2 separate regions of the Mus musculus genome follow, and region 1 is linked to region 2. A link is a loop called in an ENCODE intact Hi-C map of the cell type or tissue named here. Cell type or tissue: left cerebral cortex. All regions are shown on one strand.

Region 1 (2,500 bases), 120 kb after region 2:
CCTCCCTGAGCTTGCCCTAAAGCCTAGTCTTGCAGGCAGTGAACCTATGGGTTTACATGTCCAGTGGCTGTGATTATATGGACCTGTTTCACTGCAGCGGAGTGGGTATCAGGTGTTTATTTCTGTGTTGGTGAGGCTACTAGGGTGCTAATGCAGAGAGGCCCTAAGCACTGAGGGCCGGGAGGTCTTCTGGGGGAGAGTTGTAGAAAACTGGAGGAGATCTGAAGAAACATCACCTGTTATGCCCTATGGGTCCAAAACTGGAAACCTAAATTGGTAGTGATTGAAAGGATTATTAGGAAAAGGGGTACGAATCACTGAACAGCGGCAAACAAGACGCAAAGTCGGAGTTACTCTGGGAATCCTCTGATTATCACATAGGTCGACATGGGGCGGGAGGCTGCGAATGCCTCGAAGGTGTATGATACACAAACAACACTAAAACAATACAAATTGTTTCCGTGGTGGGGCAGAATGAAAGCGGGAACCACCGAGATGGGGGCGGGGGGCTATACCTGCTACGGGTTCGGGCGCTGGGGTCTCTGCATCGTGCTCTGGTCTAGCAGAGGAACGAACAGGAGCTGGGAAGAATCCCCGAATAAATATCGCGACCCCGATCACCTCAATCGCTACGCAGCTGGCAGCGAAGGCCCCGGAGCCCAGCCGCATTCTGCCCTGCCGCTGGGCCGGTCGGCCCGAAACTTAGTGTAACAGCGGGCGTTGCAAACCCGCACCCAGAGCCCACACCCGGACTGTCAAGAGCTCCCTCCCAGCCTGCCTCGCCAGCCCCAGCGCACAGGAAGTACGTCAGAGTGGCGAGTGCCCGCGGTCGCTCCCTGACGACGTTCCCCGCGGACCGGCCCCGGGGTGATTCTCCCGGGAGTCCCTGCCTCCTCCCGAACCCAAAGGTCCACGGAATCCCCGGCTGATCCATTCGGGAGCCTCGCTTCCGGTGCCACCGAGAGTCCCCGCACCTGCCCCGCCATCTCAGGATTCCAAGTTTGTGCGCCTTGAGCCAGGCGCATCTAGCGCTGCCCAGTGTCGGTGCAGTATTTAGCTGCTGGTGTTTCTGGTGTATTATTAGTCCTACTCACTTCCTCCTGGTGTTATGGCCCCAGTTTTCTGACAGGACGACTCTGACAGACTCGGGTCTGGGGCAAGCCTGCAGATTAAGCGATCCTGATGCGATTGGCAATCAGTGAGTGTGCTCCCCTTCTTTGGAAAGCTGTCCTCTGGAAGGAACCTCTAAACCGTAGGGGGCCACGTGTTTGGTAGGCAAGGTCTTTCCGCTCTAGATGCGGGAATTTTCCCGGGCTCATGCAATGAGACAGAAGCCGGTCTTTGAACAGAGTCCACCCCAGCCTTGTCTTCCTTTGTGCACACTCATTCTCCTTGCGGACCTTGCTTCTGTAAGTCAAAAGACCCAAACCCCTTCTCACGAACTCTGTTTTTCTAGGAAGCCAAGAACAAGATAGAGGTTTTGCTGCTGTTAAGTTGTATGAATTCCTTAATATCTTGGATAGCAACCTTTATATTTGATTTGTAAGCTAAATTTTCATCTAGTTCATGTTTTTTTTTTTTCAGTTTACCATAATCACACGTACTTTTTTTTTTTTTTGGTGGTAATTCTCTGTGAATTTGGTGTTATATGTTTAAGGGGGAAAAAAAGCATCAGTTTTGGTGAAGTTTCTTCTCACCTTTTTCTTATAGGAGTTTTATAGCTTCAGATATTAAATTTTAGTGGTTAACCCATTTTTACTTGATATTTCTGTATGTATAAAGGAAGGGTCCAGTTCCATTCTTCTGCATGTTTACCCAACATGAGTGGTGTTAAAAATATTATGTCATGGATCTCTGTGACTTCCAGGCAAGTTCCAGGACAGCAGCTACATAGAGAAACCCTGTCTGGGGGAGGGGGGAAGGGAATAAAAATAAACAAACAAATAAATTGTGTGTGTGTGTGTGTAGCCTTTGAATTTATCAGTGATTAGTTAATGACATAGTTTATTAATTAGGTGTTTTTATGACAATACCACACTGTCTTATTAAATCAAAATATCAGTAAGACAGTACCACAGGAATATACATGCATGTGCACATAAAATATCAGTAAAGTACATGTAGCAAGTCCTGACAAATGAACGTAGAAATAGGAAATAGAAGAACACTGTTTAGACACTTTAATATCCTAGTGTTGATAATGGACAGAACAACTAAGCAGAAGAGAAAAACAAAACAAAACACAGAAGACACGAACTCTATTGTCCCGCTAGACTACCAACTGCAGTGTGTACATTATTCCTCATTTCACATAAACATGAACTTCTATGAACAAAAGTTCCTGAAAGAATACCACCTTACACTTAACTTCCTACAAGAATGATTAACCAATTAAAACTTCAGACTATATAGTTTGAAGTGTTACATGTTGTCTTAGGGTTTCTATTGCTGTTATAAAACACCATGACCAAAACATCTTTGGGAGCAAAAGGCTTATTTG
Region 2 (2,500 bases):
GTGAGGAAGTTTACTTGGTGCCTTGTAGGTTAGCATGCCTTTGCAGCTTCCTTGGGGAGCAGTGAGTTGGCAGGAGGGCAGGAATCTCACTGTGGCTCAGGTAGGGATGGGAGTGAGGAACGTCTCAAAGGCAAGGTAAGAGTATGTGGAGCACCTGTGGCACATGGCCTGGGTAATTCTCGTCTCAGTTTAGGAACATTTCTAGGATTCTAACAGAGAAGAACTAGGGCTTTGACTCCAGATCAAATGTAGGCAAAGTTCCAGAGCCTAGGGCAATGGTTCCTCTTCTGATGGCCCCGGAGAGCTGGGTACCTATTATGAGTCCTGCAGTTTTCATTGCTGCATTTTATCCACTTTATATTCATAATTATGTTCTCTTTATAAGTATGGACTATAAAGAGTCAGGAAAAGATACCCCATCCCTACAGACTGTGTACCTTTCCAAGCCCTGGTGCAATGCAAAACTGAGGAGGCTGGTTCAATCAACAGCCTTAGGAAGATTTCAAGTCACTATGGGGCATTGGGGTAAAGCCAGCCATTCAGTGGGTGGCTACAATCTATACTATGACAGATGTACACAAAGATGCTTGCCAATAGACACAGCTGATAATCACCTTGTCTCCATCTTGCCCCATCCCAGGCCAATGATGCTCAACTTTCCTAATGCTGTGACCCTTTAATACAGCTCCTTATGTGACCCTCCCCATACATAACATTATTTTCATTGCTACTTTATAACTGTAATCTTGCTACTGTTATGGGTCATAATGTAAATACTTTTGGAGATAAGTGTTTGCCAAAGGGATCACAAAGGGTTGGTCTAGACCGACATGGCTGCTAGAGAGGTACCCACTCTGGGGACATGGACTGCAGAAAGGTAAGTTTGGCAATCTGGGTGCTCCATGGTCAGTCTCTATGAGGCCTGAAAAGGAGGTCAATAGGACTCAGGATCTGTAGTCCTGAGAGTGTGGGCAGGGAGATGCAGGGGTTAGCCTCATTTGGATGAACATTACCTGTAAAGCCCAATGGAAATTAGGAGCTCTGGGCGAGAAAACACTGGTCGGAGGACATATGTGTCCAATGCCGGAAATTGCAGGAAAGCCCTGGAAGGTTGCTGACCTCTCAGGAAGGGCCAATACAAGTTCTGTAATCTCATGCCCAAACCCACCGCACCCAATGGGCCGCTGGAGTCGGCCAGGTGTGCTCGTCTGTTCCAAGAGATAAAGGGATTGTTTGCGTGCTCCAGTCCACAACAGGTGGGCGACAGATTCCAGGGCTGGTCAGTCATTACACGCCGGTGCTGAAGTAACGAGGCTCTGTGTCACCACCCTTTTGAAGCCAGCTTACACTAACAGCCTAGACTTCCTACCTGGAGAGTAGTAACCAGCCCCGTGGGAACGCTCGGCTATCCTCCAGTCGCTAGGGGGCAGCGCTTTCACTGCGGCGCATGCGCCTTTCTGGCTTCAGGAGGCGGCTTTCATTCTCTGTCTTCCGCCTCAGTTGAGCTTCCGGCGCGAAGGTCACGGACAAAATGGTGCCCCCGGTTCAGGTCTCTCCACTCATCAAGGTGAATCCTCATCCCCGTTGTTGCGCGGTGCTCAAAGCTCCTCTATGCCCCCTTTCCCCTCCCCTCCCGTGACTTAGCATTGCCCACCCTTGGGACTGCTGGCTGTGGTCTCGAGCAATCCCGGCCCTGCAACCCTTGCACACACACCCGCCCCGTACTCCCTCTCCCAGTACTCCTCGATGTCCGACCCCTGCGATCCCCTTGTTCCCTCGGTGTGCCTTCTACTATAATGTTTTCTTCTGCAGTTCGGCCGGTACTCCGCTCTGATCATCGGCATGGCATACGGCGCCAAGCGCTACAGTGAGTTTGGGGACCGGGAGAACGGGATTCCGGGTGAAAGGCTGTGTGACACTGCTCGAGCCTGCAGTTCCTTGGGAGGGAGATGATGCCAGGCCCTAGAGGGGGGCAGGTGGGAACAGCTATCTGGAGATTTTGGAGTCGGCTTTTTCACGAAGCAGCATTTTCAGAGAAGTTAATTGCTTCCACTCCCCCCCAGGTTACCTAAAACCCCGGGCAGAGGAGGAGAGGAGAATAGCAGCGGAGGAAAAGAAGAGACTAGATGAGTTGAAACGGATTGAGAGAGAACTGGCGGAAGGTATGGCTTTTAGCCTCTCCCAACACCCCCGAGTTTTCTGGAAGTAGCTGCTGCTTAGTGGACCAGGGGCTGCCTCTCATCCCATGACTGTTTTGTCCAGTGCTGTCCTCCGTGGAGCCCAGTGGAGTGTGAGAGGCATACTGCCCCTTCTCTTGGGTAGCATCTGCAAATTGCCTTTCGAGAGGTTACTGCTGAGCAGGCTCTCTGACCCCTCTGTGTTGACTTCCTGTGGATTCCAGTCAGATGGAGAAGGCAGTTGGGGATGCAAAGGATGGTTTTAGTAATGAAGTTAGGGTTCTCTTGGAATTAGATTCTTGATTGTTTAAAGCCCAAGTCCC

Evidence for each region. A loop is a pair of places that touch in the nucleus more often than their neighbours do. Peaks named below come from ENCODE experiments on the same cell type or tissue, not always from the same donor. Only the 100,000 strongest peaks of a DNase experiment are listed, where the experiment ranks them.
Region 1: a loop joins it to region 2, with 9 times the contacts of the local background. A loop is called at or near these places in 1 of 42 quality-filtered maps.

Annotation. Positions count from the first base shown.
Region 1 is chr5:108,311,094-108,313,593 of GRCm38, reverse strand. It overlaps Pigg (phosphatidylinositol glycan anchor biosynthesis, class G), which reads right to left and starts at 781. Exons shown (of 13, transcript NM_001310689.2): 1 at 516-781. The coding sequence starts at 669. In left cerebral cortex, a CTCF peak has its summit at 1,013; DNase peaks (open chromatin) are centred at 841 and 1,263; H3K4me3 peaks cover 1,779 bases; H3K27ac peaks cover 1,236 bases.
Region 2 is chr5:108,433,393-108,435,892 of GRCm38, reverse strand. It overlaps Atp5k (ATP synthase, H+ transporting, mitochondrial F1F0 complex, subunit E), which reads left to right and starts at 1,494. Exons shown (of 4, transcript NM_007507.3): 1 at 1,494-1,567; 2 at 1,813-1,867; 3 at 2,064-2,162. The coding sequence starts at 1,532. Gm34319 (a long non-coding RNA gene) reads right to left here and starts at 1,492. Exons shown (of 3, transcript XR_003955776.1): 1 at 1,370-1,492. In left cerebral cortex, a CTCF peak has its summit at 1,418 (motif pointing right); DNase peaks (open chromatin) are centred at 1,447 and 1,912; H3K4me3 peaks cover 1,459 bases; H3K27ac peaks cover 1,022 bases.